2 separate regions of the Homo sapiens genome follow, and region 2 is linked to region 1. A link is a loop called in an ENCODE intact Hi-C map of the cell type or tissue named here. Cell type or tissue: pancreas. All regions are shown on one strand. Each heading gives the region's core, and the rest is flanking DNA. Links, peaks and the distances in the headings are about the cores only.

Region 1 (9,311 bases), core at 586-8,585:
CCTGGGGAATTATTTGAATAATATCTCCTAATCATCGTGATTTGTCACTCATCATGTCAGAATGCTTATTATTCACTAGGAGCCTCCCCAAAAGGCTTCATCATCTCCTGCCAGTTCTGTCACCACAAGACCTTGGAAGGAGATCCTTACCAGGGAATTTATCACAATGATAATCGCATATGAGCATCAGCTCCAGGTCTTGAGCAGTAGTTAGTGGGGAGAGAGGAAGCGCAAAGCCCCAAGCTGGGCAGACTGAGGCCCGATTGGGGCAGTGTGGACACAGCAGCAGGGGACATGAGAACACAACTATGGGCCCCAGGAGAAGGAAACTTGCAATCCCAACAAGGGCATTTGACTGCTGGCTGCCAGCCTCCAATTCAAGGACACATCGTGGCTCTTAAAATACTGATGGGTCATGCTTCAGGGCCCAAAGGGTGCAGATGGCAATGCAGGAATTCCTGCAGTCAGCTTCCTACGGGGTGTTGCTTCCTGTGAAGACCTCCATCCCTGCCCAGGGCCTTCAAAGTACAGAATCTGGCATCTCGCATAGAAGGGAGCAAATGTGTATGACTTAAGTCTCTGGATGTGTTCTCAGGATGTGAGAATGAAACCCAAAGCTCCCGAGTCTCCTTCTATGGAATCTGCCTCACATAGCTTCATGAGCCCCAGCTTCTTGCCTGCCATCCCCTGAGGACCTGGTGCCAGTTCCCCATCTGTGTCACTCCTCTCCTCACCTGACCAGATCCTGTCACATGGCTAAAGGAGGGGGAAGAGAATGCTTCATCTCAGAAGGAGGGTGAGTAGTGTGCTCTTCCCATGGAGGTCATGTCATTCTTGTGCAGCCTCAAACTCCTGCACTGCTCCCCTGACCTCTCCCTGGAGGGTTCTGCCCACTCCACAGTCCCTCCTGCTGTGCTCCCAAACCCCAGTGTGTATCTCCAGAACATGTCTGCAAGGACCTAGGCCTCCAACATACTCTTCCTTCTTCCCCATCTTGGCATCAAATCTGTCTTGGAGGACTCTAGGAATACTAGTCTGATTTTTGTAGAACATCCCTCAGTTTCAGTGGGTCTAATGTCTTCTCACGATTAGAAGGGCATGCATGATTATGCATTATTAGGAAGAACACCACGGAGGTGGGAAGCCCTTTTTATAGTGAATACAGTATCTCCAGCACTTAGGTCAGTGCCTGGAGCATATGAGGAGCTGGATAAATATTGAATGAATGAGCGAATGAAATCATGTTATGTTACCTCTTGGAGAGTGTGTAATGATTCCTCAAATAACTTCACGCAGCAAGGAACGGTGTGTACAAAGGCAGGGATGGCACCTGTCTACTGGCATTGGGGAGAAATCATGATGGAGCATTCTCCAGATGAATGCAACCTTGCAAACCACGTTGGCCACCCTTCCTACTTTCTCCAGGGAAGTAGCATCAAAGTCATTGGCGAACATGGGACTTCTGTCTAGAGCTTGTCCAGGAATCAATGGGAAAGTGTTACTTGAACTGAATGTTACATAAATCCCTTTAAGGCCCAGCTGAAACCCAGAGACATGTGAGACCTTGACATTGGCTGCTTGCAGACCCAAACGACCAGAGAGAGGAGCAGGGAATTGGGACAAGGGCCACAGCTGCCTACTGGCAAGAGAGAGTGCTCAGATAGCCACTGATGTTTGTAGCCCTGCCTTGCTGACTTCCCCAGGATGCCAGGAGCACAGACCAGGCGCTGGGGCAGCAGGTCTCTGGAGTCCCTAGAGCTCAGTTGCTTACCTGTTCCATGACTCAACAATAAGAGGGTGCTGGGATGCATTTAAACTTTGATTGCTGGGTAATTGGGAGGACTGAAAATGCCACGAGGCTCCAATGCAGAGGCTGCGAATACTAGGACCATGGAGCTGTAGTTCTTCATGCGTCCCACAGCTGAGTACTGAGCATGTACTGTTTGCCAGGCACTGCTCTAAGCTCTGAGGATACAGCATTGAACAAATTCCCTGCTTCTGTGGAGCTTATGTTCTAGCGGGAGGGGAGGGGCAGGCACACAATGAACTGCGGAACAAAGTTACAGGTGAAGTAGGTTTTATGGTGACAAACGCTATGGAAACAAATTGAATCGAGAGAGCTAAATAAGGAGTGCTGGAAATTGGGTGGAAGGAGGGATTGCAATTTTTACAATGGTATTCATAGAAGGCCTCACAGAAGAGATATCTCGAGAGAGAACCGAGGATGTCTGGGAAGGAATGCTAACAGTATTATAAGAGCAATCGTCTAGAAGAGAACAAAGACATGCAGTCGCTCGGGGCCTTGGAACAGAGTGTAGAGGGCAGGGTCTAGAGACACTGGTCTGGTGAGCCAGGTAAAGGGTATTCCCTGATCCTCTGAGCCATGGACTGCCTCAGAGCCAGGTCAGCTGCACTGTACCATGAACTGGCTTCTTGGATCCAGGTTTCTATTCCAGGTTACTGACTTGACCTGAGGACTGGGTACAGAATACAGGTCTAGGTGTCCAGAAACCTTTCTCTCGGGATAAAGGGGATGGAAGGCACCATTGGCATTGAACAGGCAAGGCTGTTGGCCTGCTGCTGTGGCACTGCTGCGGCGGGCAGGACAATGGTGCACGTGTAAAGACTGGGTGCAGAACAAAGCAGAAGGCTGTCTGGTGACACCTAGTGCTCATTCCAGAGTAGACTCTGTGTCTTCAATGAGGGGCCAGATGTCTTAATCCAGGACTGGATTTCCTATCTTTCAAAGTTCACCTCAGGTGGAGGCCAGAAGCAGGTTTGGCTTTTTGTTGGGGGGGAAGGTACACATAGGAGGCTCTTTGTGCTTCCTACTGTACTCCAGCAGGAGGCATACAACTTCTGGCTGTTCAACCCTTGATCATATTGGCTCTGATCAGTGGGCTCAGGTGGAGAGGTGGAGACAGCCTTGTTCCTCCATTGCAGAGTGCGTCATCAACCCTTCAACAATGTTTCATCCATTGATTAGCATGGATTGCATCAGTTGCATTGCTGGATATTGCAAATACTTGTTTTCCTTTTCTCTCATATGTTGCATTTTCCTCAGCTGGAATTCTCCAGTAAGGAAGAAACTTTCCTCATCAACTGTAGCTATTGTGTCATCCTGAAATACAGTTAGTACAGGAAATGCAGGATAAATGTTTTATTCTCTCTCTTGCAGAGCCAATTCTCAATGTGAGGGGTGGTTATTCTTGTTCCTTCCAATGGGGTCCAACAAGTCATTCTTTATTAATGACTTTTTATTTTAGAAAATGTTTAGGCTTACAGAATTATTGCAGAGATAGTACAGAGAATTCTCATATACCCCACACCCAGTTTTCCCTATTACCATCCTCTTATATTAGCATTACACATTTGCCACAATTAATAAAACGGAAGACAAAAACAAGGACACTAGAGGAATCTGAAGCCTCTGGCATCTATAGGTATAAGAAATAAAGCCCAACTCCCAGCCAAATTGACATACATCCTCACTGTAGAGATCTAATTGCCTCTGTTCCTATGACCTCATACAACACGTTCACTCTCAACAAAAGGATTGCAAGGGACACACGCAAAAGAGTAAGAAAATACATAGTCTGAAGAGACAAGACAATCAACAGAACTGGACTCTAATATGACTCAGATATTGGAATTAGGAGGCAGATAATTTAAAATGACTATTTTTAAAAATTTAAGAGGCTTTAATGGAAAAAGTAGGCAACATGGAAAAACAGATAGGTAATGCAGGAAGAGAAGTATTGCGCTCAGCAAAATCCAGAGTATGGGAAACTGGACAGAACACAAGGCATGTCTTCATTTTCAACAAATGAGTTTCAAAAAAAGGTAATGTGGGGGAATCTATAAATTACTTAAGGTGGCTATTAAGAACATAAACACAATGTATAGATCATATTTGCAAACCGATTCAAAGAAACTGCATTTTAACAGGAGCATATGTCCACCAGATACATGTGACAAATAAGTGAACATTTCATTATATTAATGACTTGCTTACATGTTTAGGAAAGATAATAATGTTGGCTTTATGTTTTATAAGAGAGTAGTTATCTTTAGAAATGCACTCTGATGTATTTGGAGATGAGATCACATGGTGTCTTGGATTTGCTCCACATTATTTCAGTTTCTGCTATGCGGAGTAGGTAGGGGTATAACTAGAACCAGATTGGCCATGAGTTGAAGATTATTGATACTGAAAGTCTGGTATATTAGATTAATTATAGTATTTACCCTATTATTAGGTGTATTTGAAAATGCTTGTAATGAAAATATTTTTGAAATAAATATGATATTTAATTTGAAATCCTAAGTGAAATGGATAATATTTTAGGAAAATAAGTACATGAACAAATTGATACAAAAAGAAATTCAAATCTTTAACCAAACAATAAAAAGTGAAACTAATCTAAGCTCAAGCCATCCTCAAATGTGGACAAGGCAGCTTCGGAGGCCAATTCTACATTGTTATCAGGTAAAGCTCAAAGCCACCTTAAGTAAACTCTTCCAAGGCATACGAAAAGTTGGGCAATTATTCAAATTATTTTCCCAAGCTAACCATTCTTCATTCAGGTACCAGAGGAGGACAGCACCGTGAAAACACTTGAGCCAAACTTCACTCACACAGAGGCAAATATATTAATTAAATTAGTAGCATATTCAACATAGAAGTGAATTAACGGATTGTGTCCAAGGAACAAAAACATGATTTAATATAAAACAATTTTCAGTTGTGATTTCCTACGTTATCGAATTAAGATTTTAAAAAGTGATCACTTTAATAGGTATAATAGGTACAGAAAAGATTCTGGAGGAAATTCTACAAGAGGTCATGGTCAAAAGTTTTAGCCAAATGAGGTTAGAAGGAAATTAGCTTTTCCTACGATCACTGGCCAGCATACCCAAATATGAAATGTCAGAAGAATTATTGTCATAGGACTATGCTATAACCTCTATCTTTGGAAATTACACTGTAACATAAGGCCAGAGAGGTGGATATAAAAAAAAATCAGTATAAATATTGAACAGATTTAATATTTGGTACGACAATATGATTATCTAGAAAATTCAAAGAATTGTGCAGATGGAATAGTCAAATAACAGACTTCAGAAAAATAGTATACAGAAGATTACTACAGTAAAATCAAAATCCTTGCAACCCAAATAAATAACTATTCAGAACAAGTAATAGAAAATACCCCATTCACAATGGCAACAAAATCTAGAAATTATCCAATGGAGACAGACAAAGCATACAAGATCTTTATGGAAACAACTATGCAAGTACTGATAGAGTTAGGTCAAAAAGTTCCCAGATAAACAGAGCCGTATTCTATATCCCTTAATAGGGAACAGACTATTGAAAAGATATCAATTTTTCTTATTCAAGATTTACAGATATAATGCTTAAAATTTAGCTGCCAAGATGAATGTCAGGCTTGGACTTCTGCCCTCAACTACCAAAATCAATCCTGGAAAACTATAGAAGAAAGAATAAAATAAAATAAAAAAACAAATAGTATCAACAACAAAATCTAAACAACAAAGCAAAGCCCTGGGGGAGAATGAAGACTGTGTTTAACTGGTACCTGTAATCGAAATGGCCAGAGTGTCAAGGAAGTTAGGGAGAGTCCATAGCTGGCATAGAAGGAAGATGACAGGATGTGTAGAAGGAAATGTTTAAATTTTTGCCCCTATTCCAGTGTGAAAATGTCAGGTGGCACCTGAGACCACAGGTGCCAGTAGTCTGGTTTCATTGAAACAGTAGTAGCTCCAGTCTGTGCTAATAACCACCTAAAACCACATTAATAGGTGAATTGGCTTAACTGAACATAAAGAATGGATTACAAATAGAGTGTTGAGCATTAGAATGAAACAGGCATAATGAGGTTAAGTATGATTTCTGATGCTGAATGAAAGTTTAAAAATGAAAATCACTGCACTGAGCTATGAAATACTCGATAATTCTAATGGCAGGAATCCCCAAATTTCATGCTGCTGCTCAGCCTATTTAATGTAAAAACAAATATTTTAGGAAAACAGGTTTGCAAACTCGACCTGTGGCTGGGGAAGAGCTTCCTTGGGAAGGTGTGTGTCTTCTCCCAGAGGTCACTACAATCACAGAAGCTGCCGCTCTGCAGGGAGTACCTGGCCTGGGACCCGCAGCCATTCTCTGCAAGAGATGCAGCTGGGCAAATGCTCAGAAGTGGCAGAAACAGAGTATCTCCTGCCCATGGCTTCATCAAAGATCCAAGAGCCAGGAGGAGGATCCTCTTGAGTGAGGACTGAGAGTCCACCCTCCCCTTGTAGAGGAACCAGAGAATCCAGCTCAGCCCCTTCTAACAATCCTGGAAGATCCTGGCAATGTTGTCGCCCTGAACACACGCCTCCCACCACTGCCACCTCAGGGGACTGGGAGTCAGAGACTTGGTGTGAAGGGAGCAGACCCAATTGGCAGAGGGCAGGGTGTCCAGGCTCTGCAAGGAATCAATGTCAGGACCCTAAGGGAAGCTTGAGGGCCCCTATAACCATTCCTACCCCCATGCCTGGAAGAATCCAGTTCCGCTGCTGCTGTCGACCCAGGGAAGCCCCAGGCTTGGGGGCCGGATGTCACGCCACTGACGTGGCCTCAGGGGTCAGAGGATAGCAAGAGCGCCTCGCTCTGAGTGGCAGCTTGAGATTGGTGGAGTGAAACAGGCCCCGGCTCTGTGAGGAGGCAAGGTGAGACACTGAGGAAGACTGAGGATGCCCCTACCCCAGAGAGAGGACCCCAATTAACCCAGTGCCACCCCTGCTGCCAGCCCTGGGCCACCTGGGGGCAGACTTCTCAGGCTGGGCCGCTCCCGGCTCCACTGCCACTTAAGCCGCAGGGCATTCTGGAGACAGAGCTTGGTGTGACCAGGGAAAGGCTGATTAGGAAAGGGCAGGACCCATGCTCTGCCTGCCAGGCATCATGGTCCAGACCCTGAAGGAGGGCTGAGATCCCACAGAGCGAGGCTCCATCTCTGCTGTCAGCCCTGGGAAGTTCCGGGCATGGTGGACAGGCATGTGGATCCTGATGTTCACATCGGGGGCTGATGGAGGGAAGGGGCTTGGAATCATGAGCACGGCCTCAGGGGAGCAGAAGGTGGGTCCAGGCCAGGCTGGGAGACAAGGCAGGCCTGAGGGGACCCAGCAACCCAGAACAGGGGGCCTACTCCACTTCTTTCTGAGACTGAGGCACCTTCTCAATTGGCCTTGGGAATTTGAGGGATATAGATTCAGGTCCACAAAGGGGTGAGGCTCAGCCCTGACAGGATCAAGAGGAGGAAGAAGAGGGAGGACTCAGAGGACCTCGACCCTGGGAGGTCCTGGGAGTGCTGGCTGTGTGTGGCACATCTTTGCTGTGTCTTTGGGGTGCCAGTGACGAGAGGGGTGTAATATGAGGAGTAGGGCCTCAGGCCAGCAAAGAGAGAAGTCCCCTAGAGCCCTGAGAGAGGACTCAGCAGACCTGTTATCCTGGACCTAGGAAATCTGCCTCTGCTATCAGTCCTGGGAGGCCCAAGGCAGGCCTGTGGAGAAGGGACATGGTCCCCCACTTTCTCCTTGGGGGTCCCAGGAAGATGGTGGCCTTGGCACACAAGACTCATCCACAGTTGAGCAGGAGCGAAAGGGCTGGGCCCTGTCGGGAATAAATCTGAATACCTGGAGGAACGCAGACAGAGGAGGCACCCCTGAAACCTGCTCCTTCTGTCAGCCTTGGGAATCCCGTGCAGAATTTTCCGTGTGGTGCCCCCTCACTTCTTTCTCCCAGGTCTCAGAGAGGTTTGGGCCTTGGTCTGAGGCAGTGTCCTGAAGTCATACAGCAGAGGAGGCCCAGGTATTGCCAGCAGGCAAGGTGAGGTGTTTACTTTAAATGTATACAAAGGGCTCCACCGGCCCCAGAGCAGAGGGGACTCCAAAGTGCCAACCCACCTGTCCTACTGTTATTGCTGGAGCCGTGGCTTCTGCTGACAAGCTGCACCCTGAGGAGCCCTCTTGTTAGTGGTGGCAGGTACCCAAGTTACCCTGAGTTACTGGTGGTGTATCCATATAGGTCTGCGGCAATTTCAGTTCTTACCTCCTCAGAAGAAAGAATTCGACTGAGGGGCCAAAGGCAGAAGGAAAGACTGAGGCAAAAAACAAACAAACAAACAAACAAAACACAAAGCTTTAGAACAGTAAGGAAAGGAAGGAAAGGAAACAAGAAAAGTATAACTCGGAAGAGGGCCAAGTAGTCAACTTGAGAAACCAAAGTCACAGCTTGACCTCTTGACTTGGGGTTTTATGTTGGCATATGTATTAGTTTTCACATTGCTGATAAAGACATACCCAAGACCGGGCAATTTACAATAGAAAGACGTTTAACTGGACTTACAGTTCCGTGTGGCTGGGGAAGCCTCACAATCATGGCAGAAGGCAAGGAGGAGAAAGTCACATCTTACATGGATGGCAGCAAGCAAAAAAAAAAAAAAAAAAGCTTTTGCAGGAAAACTCCCCTTTATAATAACCATCAGATCTCATGAGACTTACTATCATGAGAACAGCATGGGAAGGACCTGCCTCTATGATTCAGTTACCTCCCACTGGGTCCCTCCCACAATGCGTGGGAATTCAAGATGAGATTTGGGTGGGGACACAGCCAAACCATATCAGCCTACTTCAGAGATCTTGTGTTACTTTCTCCCCAGTCCTGAGATCTTGTTGGGAAGCTGCTGATCCATTTCAGGTGTTTTCTATTAGGAGACTGCCTTCCCCTGGCAAGGGCTGTGAACAATTATTACTTTACAGAAATAGTTAACAACCACTTGACCATCGCCTAATGGTCACCCAACATTCCTAGTGTGTGTGTGTGCACGCACGCATGCATGTGCACATGAGTGAAGGGGCTGGGGGAACCCTCTCCTTCCCTATTCATACCTGACTAGCTACCCACTGTAACACTCTCACTTCCTCCAAGTTCTCGGTGAACAGGCCAGCTAGGAGGATAGGTGCCCCAGGAGGCCCCAGAGGAGCACCAAATGAAAAGATCCATAAGTCTGCTTTTGTTAGAGCCTCCAAGGTTCGGCTCTCAGCTGAGGTCCCTCACTGGCTCCCTCTCTCCTCAGGCCTGTGGGTCCCACTTGCCCAGCTCCTGCCCACACTCTGCCATTCTGACCAGAGTCATCATGTCTCCTGAGCAGAGGAATCAGCACTGCGAGCCTGAGGAAAGCCTTGAGGCCGAAGGAGACGAGGCTTTGGGCCTGGTGGGTGTGCAGGCTCCCTTGGCTGAGGAACAG
Region 2 (9,311 bases), core at 482-8,481, 100 kb before region 1:
GAGGCAAGGTGAGAGCTGAGGGAGGACTGAGGAGTCCTCCTACCCAGATAGAGGGCCCCAAATAATCCAGCGCCAACCCTGGAGCCAGCCCTGAAACAACAGGGGACCAAATTATCAGGCTGAGACAATCCCCCTCCTCAATGCCCAAGGAGACTCTGCGAGTCTATGGTGTGACCCGGGCAGAGGCAGTTCCGTAAAGGGTGGGGCCCTGGCCTTTCCAGACATCAACATCAGGACTCTGAGAAATTATGGAGAGGTTCCACCCCATCCTGATAGAGGGGCCCCAGAGTCCATCCTTGTCCCTGCAGTCAACGCAAAGGACCTCCGGGCTTGGTACCGCGGACTTGCACATTAGGGGGTCAGAGAGAAGTGACAGCCCGGTTCTGAAGGGCGGCTTGTGATCCGCTGAGGGCAGCGGGCCCAGGCTCTGTGAGGAGGCAAGATGAGATGCTGAGGGAGGACTGAGGACGCTCCCTCCCCAGATAGAGGACCCCAGATAATCCAGCACCGCCTCTGCTGCCAGCCCTGGATCACCCCATGGGGATGGACTTCTCAGGCTGGGCCGTCCCCTCCGACACCCCCCTCGGCTTCTGCCCCCTGCCGCTTAAGCCTCAAGGGACTGTGGGGTCAGAGCTTGGTGTGACCAGGGCAGGGCTGGTTGGGGGGGGCAGGACCCAGGTTCTGCCAGGCATCAAGGTCAGGACCCCGAGGGAGGGCTGAGGCCCCACAGAGCGAGGCTCCCTCTCTGCTGTCAGCCCTGGGAAGTTCCTGGCATTGCTGCCAGGCAAGTGGATCCTGATTTCCGCATCCCGGGCTGACCGAGGGAAGAGGCTTGGTATCATGAGAATGGCCTAGGGGGAGCACAGATAAGGCCCAGTCCCTGCTGGGAGATGAGGGAGGCCTGAGGGGACCCAGCACCCCAGGACAGGGGGCCCACCCCGCCCCCATCTTAGACTGAGGTGCCTCCTCATTCGGCGTTGGGAATCTGAGGGATGGAGACTCAGGTCCGCAGAGGGGATCTCTGGTTCAGCCCTGCCAGGATCAATGGGAGGAAGAGGGAGGACTCAGGAGGCCTTGGACTCCAGTTCAGTGGGGACCTTGGCCCTTGGAGTTCCAAGGCACAGTGCCCAAATGTGGTGCATCCTCGCTCTGCCTTTGGGGTGTCAGAGAGGAGTGGGTTGTGGTCTGAGGAGTGGAGCCTCAGGTCAACCCCAGGAGAAGTCCCAGAGCACTGAGGGAGGACTCAGACAACAAGTTATCCCTGAGGTAGAAATCCTGCCCCTGCCATCAGTCCTGGGAGGCCCCAGGCAGGACTCTAGGAAAGAGAGGCAGCTCCCCACTTCCTAGTTGGATTTCTCTGGGAGATGGTGGTCTTGGCCTGCAAAACCCATCCACAATTCAGGGATACCCAAAAAGGACAGCAGGAGGTGGTGATAGTCAGCTGGGTCCATGTGTGCTGGGGTAAGGAGCCTGTTTGGTCCCCATCTTTGGTGTGTATCTGGGCCTGGGACCCTCCCTCTTTTGACCTAAGGCCATCTCCTTAAACCAAAGCTCTATCTCCAGGAGACATCAGAAGAGGAGATCAGGGAAGTGGAAACACCCATGGTTCCCGGGGACTTCGCATGGCTGACAGAAGGGGCAGGGAAGGGCTGAGTCCCATGTTTTTGGTAAGTGCTGTCCCGTCAGCCCTCACCTTGATTCTGGTCATGGCCTGGGACCCTCCCACTGCTGACCTAAGTGCAGCCCTCTCAGACCAATGCCTCCCCCTCCCTGAGACCAATGATCCCAGTATAAGAGAGGGATCTCAGCAGATAGTCCTGCACATGCTCTCTGGGGAGACAGCAGGGGCAGAGCAGATTTCTAAGCAGCCATCTGTGTTCTGGCCAGGAGGAACCCTCAATCCTCCCTCAGGTTTCTCACCTGGACTCTTGGCAGATCCTGGGACCACTGTAGTTGTGGACCATACGGGGCTCTTTCTGTTGACTGGAAGTCGTCCTCTGAGAACATAGTGCTCACCTGCCCAAGATTCCAAAACAGAAGTAAGGGGCCCCACGTCCCATCACCCCATCATGTGGTTGTCCAGGGCTGACAGCAGAGGCTGGACCCTTCTGTTCTGGGGATTCCAAAGTCCTCCTGTGGGTTTTTCATCTTTACTTCTGCCAGGGCCTGTCCTTCCTCTACTCCCAACCCCTGAGATGAGCAAACATATCCCTTTACACCAAGACTTCCCTTTACACCAATCTTCAGGGAATCTCCCTGAAGATTCCCCAACTTCCTGCCTGTGGTACAAGTGACCTTGCCACTTAGAGCCACCCATGATCAGGTCTCCAAAGAGACAAGGACAGGGGACAGAGAGACTCTGTGGGATCCCTTCATTATGGGATGGGGGTATCTCCAGTCCTCACGAGGGGTTCACATCTTGAGTCCTAAAGATCCTGGGACTCCTTCCTCTGCTGACCAATTGTGGCTCCACTGCTGACCTACCTATCATCACCCCCTTGGAACCAGATGCTCACCTCCATGAAACCTCCCACCCCCAACCACCTGGCAGAAATGTGAGCATGGCACATACCTCCCCTACCTGGGGCCTCCAGGGGATGAAGGGAAAGGGGCAGGCATTGTCATGAGTAAATCTGAATACCTGGAGGACACCCAGAGAGAGCAGGCACCCTGAAATCTGCTCCATCTGTCAGCCTTTGGCATGCCATGCAGGGCTGTCCGTGTAGTGCCCCTTCACTTTGTGCCTCCCACATCTCAGAGAGGTAGGGCCCTTGGTCTGAGGCAGGTTGTCAGGTCAGCAGAGGGATAGACACCTGCTCAGCACAGGGTGGAGTCCAGGATCTGCCAGTGGGTCCGGAATTGGTGGGTTCTTGGTCTCACTCACTTCAAGAATGAAGCCGTGGACCCTCACGGTGAGTGTTACAGTTCTTAAGGGCGGCGTGTCCAGAGTTTGTTCCTTCTGATGTTCGGAGTTTCTTCCTTCTGGTGGGGTTCGTGGTCTCGCCGGCTCAGGAGTGAAGCTGCGGACCTTCGCGGTGAGTGTTACAGCTCTTAAGGTGGCGCGTCTGGAGTTGTTCGTTCCTCCTGGTGGGTTTGTGGTCTCGCTGGCTTTAGGAGTGAAGCTGCAGACCTTCGCGGTGAGTTCGCGGTGAGTGTTACAGCTCATAAAGGCAGTGTGGACCCAAAGGATGAGCAGCAGCAAGATTTATTACAAAGAGCAAAAGAACAAAGCTTCCACAGTGCGAAAGGGGACCTGAGTGGGTTGCCACTGCTGGCTGGAGCAGCCTGCTTTTATTCTCTTATCTGGCCCCACCCACATCCTGCTAATTGGTCCATTTTACAGAGAGCCCAGTGGTCTGTTTTGACAGGGTGCTGATTGGTGCCTTTGCAATCCCTGAGCTAGACACAAAGGTTCTCCACCTCCCCACTAGATTAGCTAGATACAGAGTGTGGACACAAAGGTTCTCCAAGTCCCCACCAGAGTAGCTAGATACAGAGTGTCAACTGGTGCATTCACAAAACCTGAGCTAGACACAGGGTGCTGATTGGTGTGTTTACAAACCTTGAGCTAGATACAGAGTGCCAATTGGTATATTTACAATCCCTGAGCTAGACATAAAAGTTCTCCAAGTCCCCACCAGAGCAGCTAGATACAGAGTGTCCATTGGTGCATTCACAAACCCTGAGCTAGACACAGGGTGCTGATTGGTGTGTTTACAAACCTTGAGCTAGATACAGAGTGCCGATTGGTGTATTTACAATCCCTTAGCTAGACATAAAGGTTCTCCAAGTCCCCACCAGACTCAGGAGCCCAGCTGGCTTCACCCAGTGGATCGGGCACCAGGGCCACAGGTGGAGCTGCCTGCCAGTCCCGCGCCGTGCGCCGGCATTCCTCAGCCCTTGGGTGGTCGATGGGACTGGGTGCCGTGGAGCAGGGAGTGGCGCTCGTCCAGGAGGCTCGGGCAGCACAGGAGCCCACGGAGCGAGGGGGAGGCTCAGGCATGGTGGGCTGCTGGTCCCGAGCCCTGCCCCGCGGGAAGGCAGCTAAGGCCAGGCAAGAAATTGAGCACAGCAGCTGCTGGCCCAGGTGCTAAGCCCCTCACTGCCCCGGGCAGGGGGGGCCAGCCGGCCGCTCTGAGTGCGGGCCTGCCCAGCCCACACCCACCCGGAAGTCGTGCTGGCCCGCAAGCACCGAGCGCAGCCCCGGTTCCCGCCTGCGCCTCTCCCTCCACACCTCCCCGCAAGCTGAGGGAGCCTCCGCCAGCCCAGGAAGGGGCTCCCACAGTGCAATAGTGGGCTGAAGGGCTCCTCAAGTGCTGCCAAAGTGGGAGCCCAGGCAGAGGAGGCGCCGAGAGTGAGCAAGGGCTGTGAGGGCTGCCAGCATGCTGTCACCTCTCACCAGTAGTCAAGGAGAGGAATATTGGTGAAGACTGAAGGTAAGAAGGTACCCTCTCACATGCCAAGAAAAAGGGATCTCACAAATCCCAGCTTCCTCTGTTTCCCTCGGCCTCTCTTATGATGGCATACTGGGTGATGAGCAGAGCATGCCCAAGTCTGGCCTCCTGATAATAGTCCTGGGTGTGATCTTCATGGAGGGGAACTGCGTCCCATGGAGGTTATGTGGGAAGTCCTCAGCATTATGGGGGTGTATGCTGGAAGGGAGCACTTCCTCTTTGGGGAGCCCAAGAAGCTCCTCACCCAAGATTGGGTGCAGGAAAAGTACCTGGTGTACCGGCAAGTGCCTGGCAGTGATCCTGCATGCTATGAGTTCCTGGGAGATGAGAGAGGCCTGAGGGGACCCAGCACCCCAGGACAGGGGGCCCACCCCGCCCCCATCTTAGACTGAGGTGCCTCCTCATTCGGCGTTGGGAATCTGAGGGATGGAGACTCAGGTCCGCAGAGGGATGGGTAAGAAGTGGGATCCCTCCCATTGGCGTTGGCTATGTACTCAAGAACTTGCATCTTGCTGGTCTCAGGGTGGGCCCTTGGACCCCACAGGGGACATTGGTGGAAACAGCAACACCACATGTCCCTTATTGGACAGAGCAAAGGGATATGGAGAATGCTCACCCTGTGTTTCCTAAGGACTGCAGGGCTGCAGCAGCTAGGACGTTCCATGCACCCCACATCCTCTCCTACAGGCATTTCAGGGTCCAGCATCCTCCACAGCAGCCTCCTGTATGGACACACATCACACAGGACTGGGACAATTCTGAACATCACAGGGCAGAGCAGATGGGAGCATACCTGTGCCCATCCGTGGATAGGTCTTGAGGGTTTCCAGGTGCCCCAAACCTGCCCCCTGAGGGGCTGGTGAGAGACCTCTCAGCCATGGTCTCACTTCCCTGAGAAACCTCCCTGTTCCACCAGCCATGGCTAAACCCCCTACTCTGAACTCCAGCCTCCTTGACAAGGGGCTGATCTCCTGCCTGGCTCTTGCCAGCCTTTCTCTGTGGCAATTACCCCTGGTAAGTGTTCTATAGCCCTTCTTGAGCAAGTATGGGGTCCCAGAGCATCTAGCCTTATTAGGGGGCTCTGGTCACAGTCCAAGTGAGAGGAATTGTGAGGCCAAATTAGGGCAGTGGTTGAAAGGCTGGAGATGAGGGATGGATTTCCGAGGTATCGCACAGGGGGAAGAGGCGGGTCTTGTGGGCGAGTCCAGCTTAGAGGCTTCAGGGGAGGAAAGGTCTGAGGACAACTCAGAAATGGTTGGCGTCACATTTCCTAGTTCTCTGTGCTTGTGTATGGTTTCTTTTATAAAAATTAAATTCATCAGTCTGCAAAGTTTCCTTTTGTTACCTCCATTTTTAAAATTTCATAGACTTTATTTATTTTGAGGTATTCTATGCTTGAAAATAATTTTCAAAGATAGTACAAAGTTTCTATATGCCTCCTCCTTCAGTTTCAGGTTCCCCTATTGTTAACATCCTACATGAGTATGGTACATTTGCTACAATTGTTGCGTTACGTGTTACTAACTAAAGGTCACTCTTTATTGAGATTTATTTCATTTTTACCTACTGTCCTTTTGGTCCTCCATGATTCCATCCAGGATGCCACATTATATTTAGTGGTAAGGTCCCTTTAGATTCCTCTTGGGTGTGATACTTCTCTTGTTTTGGATGATCTTGACAGTTTTGAGGAGTATTGGTCAGGTATTTTGTAGAATGACCTTCAGTTGTGGTTTGTCTGGTACTTTTCTCATGATTAGGCTGGGGTTATGGGTTCTGGGGAAGAAGACAATAAAGGAGAAATGCCATTCTCATCACTTCACATCAAGGCTACATATTATCAGCATGACTTATTACTAATGATGTTTACCTTGAACACCTGGCTGAAGTAGTGCTCGCGAAGTATGGTTACTGTAAAGTTTCTCTTTTATTCCCCTATTTCATAGTGTTCTCTTTGGAAGAAAGTTACTCTGTGTAGCCCACACTATGAGCAGTGGGGAATCACATTCTGCTTTCTTGTGAGAGTGAGAGTATCTGCATAAATTGTTTGGAACTCTTTCCCATGAGAAATTTGTCTGTTCACCCTCATTTTTGCATTTAAGTAATCATTTATTTATCTCGATGTGGACTTACGGATACTAATTTTACACTTTGTGGAAAATCCAATACAACTTTATATGTTCTGTTGTTAAAATTACTCCAGGTTTGGCCACTGGGAGCACTTTCTCTTAGTTCTCTTTGTACATGTCTTTCTTATACATTTGTCAATGTGTTTAAATTTTTTTTTTTTTTTAGTATTTCTTTACTGTCAAGCACAATAAGATGTTCCAGGAATAGACTGCATATTTCCTGATCTGCTTCAACCATCAGCAATTTCTCCACTGAGCCCATTTTTTAAAATTGGAGAATGGTATTAGAAATCTAGATCTGTATATTAGGTATGCTCATTCCTACTGGGGTGTTGGTGGCATCTGCTGACAGAGCAAGAAATTATATGTGTGTATAGTAACCTGTTAATATATCTATAAATATTTCTAGATGCAATGATCTGCATGAATATTAAGTCAACAGTGAGTTCTTCCTAATATCTCTAACTCAAATCTGCTATCGCAGAGATCATTACAGCCTCCTCTCCTTGTCTGTCTGGAAATTTTTACTTAATAGTAAGAAACCTTGAGGTTGACAACTGGTTTGTGTGTCAGTGTCATGTTGCTTTTGCTAGATAGCCTCTGGGGCCTGGACAACTCTGGGAGGACTGCTAAAACTGAATTTGTGGGCCTGCAGAGCAGTGGTTCAGCTCCAGGACTCCCTGGATCTCACTAAAATAGCGTCTGCTCTCAAGGCTCTAGACTCTGAGGAGCTTGAGTGCTTTCCATCTATGAAGCTCTTGAAAAGGCAATGGTGCCTGTTATTCAAGTGTCTGAACTGACAAGCCATCTCCCCCTTCATGCCTGCTTTGGGCATGATCACTGGTAATAAAGATGTTGCTGTCCGATAGGAACACTGGCAAGCACCTCTTTCTAACAGTATGGGCTGCAGGTTCAGCTAGACCCTGAGTTGCATCTGTGCTCCTCCACCCTTACTTGCTTGGTGGCTCAGGACCTGTTACACAAGCTTCTCTGTGCCTTAGTTCCTCGTCTGTATTTGAGTGTTCATTGAGAACCACCTCTGGGCTACACATTGGACTTTACCCAGAGGATGGGAAAGGAAGCTGGACCCAAACATCTGAGGCAGGGTCCTAATGCTTCAGCAGATGAAAACTTGATTTCGGTTACTCATCTTTAAAATTAGCTTGTATAATAATATCCATTCCCCAGTAGGTGTTGGGAAGCTTATTTACCATTTATGACTTTTTTTTTTTTCATTCTCAGAAGAAAGGTGATGCATCATGGCTAAGTATGACTATCACAATTGTGATTCTCTCAAGCTGCCCTTGGGGCTAACCAGGATAAAATTGCCCATTGTGAAAATGTACTATTATATAAAGTATGACTATTTTCCACAATGATACTATGTGGATATTCAAGGTATTGCTATCATCATGAAAAACTCTTAAATTGGCCAAAGTGAAGATAGACTAGCTCATCTTTTGAGGTATTATGTGCTCCAACACAGACACACGCATAGCATCTACAAATACTGGGATTTTTTTTTTAATTCCATACATTTAAGAAAATCTCTATCAAATCACTAGGTGGCCGCTAAGCTAATAAATTAAGAGATGGCAGTGTCTGTACATGACAAAGAATGTAGACTTTAAAATATAGTCCAGAAAAGTCACTAAACAAACAACAAACCCCTACAACCCAGAGCAAGCAAAATCAAGAAGTCCTGGGAAGGGGGAATATATATATATATATACCTATTACAGAAGTAATAGGTATATATATATATCTATTATATCTATATATAGATATAATATAATATAGGCTGACCAGCAGCTAGAAATCTAAGGAGTTCTGCCATTGGAATTATCTAACATTTCATAGCTCAGTGCAGTGATTTTCATTTTTAAACTTTCATTCAGCATCAGAAATCATACTTAACCTCATTATGCCTGTTTCATTCTAATGCTCAACACTCTATTTGTAATCCATTCTTTATGTTCAATTAAGCCAATTCACCTATTAATGTGGTTTTAGGTGGTTATTAGCACAGACTGGAGCTATTACTGCTTCAATCAAACCAGACTACTGGCACTTGTGGTCTCAGGTGCCGCCTGACATTTTCACAATGGAATAGGAGCAAAAGTTTAAACATTTCCTCCTACACATCCTGTCATCTTCCTTCTTTGCCAGCTCTGGACCCCCCATAACTTCCCTGCCACTCTGGCCACTTCGATTAAAGGTACTAGTTAAATATATAATTTATATATGTATATATATATAAAATATATGATATATATCCTATATTACTTCTGTCCCTCTAGAGAACCCTGACTAATACAGATTTTTGGTACCAGGAGTGGTTCTAGAGAAAGAGAATATTAAAGATTGAGTTCTTTTGTTGGTTTGGGCATTTCTGGAGTTGGTTGCCTAATATGATTAGACCCCAAAAATGCTAAGGACTCTACTTCTAATAGTATGGAAAACACTTTTAGCCTTTGACATGAACTGTTTAGAGAGTTATTTAAAATAAATGCATTCGACATTCGTGATTCAGCACTTGTGAGAGGCAAGAAGTTTAGTGACTCTATACATAATACCTTTGGCCATATGCGGCGAATCAAAGAACATAATGAAGCTGGTTAGTTGCTCCTAAGTTCAGTGGACAAAGTGATGAAAGAAAATGATGAACTCAGGGATTCTGTCTCCCGGCTTCAGAAGCAGATACTGAGCCTCAAATCTGCTAAGATTGCCC

Evidence for each region. A loop is a pair of places that touch in the nucleus more often than their neighbours do. Peaks named below come from ENCODE experiments on the same cell type or tissue, not always from the same donor. Only the 100,000 strongest peaks of a DNase experiment are listed, where the experiment ranks them.
Region 2: a loop joins it to region 1, with 4 times the contacts of the local background. A loop is called at or near these places in 2 of 110 quality-filtered maps.

Annotation. Positions count from the first base shown.
Region 1 is chrX:149,650,014-149,659,324 of GRCh38, reverse strand. It overlaps the pseudogene LOC100420321. Among named protein-coding and RNA genes, the nearest start is that of TMEM185A, 23 kb to the right of the region's middle. In pancreas, for the core only: no CTCF peak of the experiment used is centred there; no DNase peak of the experiment used is centred there.
Region 2 is chrX:149,753,484-149,762,794 of GRCh38, reverse strand. It overlaps the pseudogene LOC100420322 and the pseudogene LOC100420334. Among named protein-coding and RNA genes, the nearest start is that of HSFX1, 16 kb to the left of the region's middle. In pancreas, for the core only: no CTCF peak of the experiment used is centred there; a DNase peak (open chromatin) is centred at 3,904; H3K27me3 peaks cover 1,201 bases.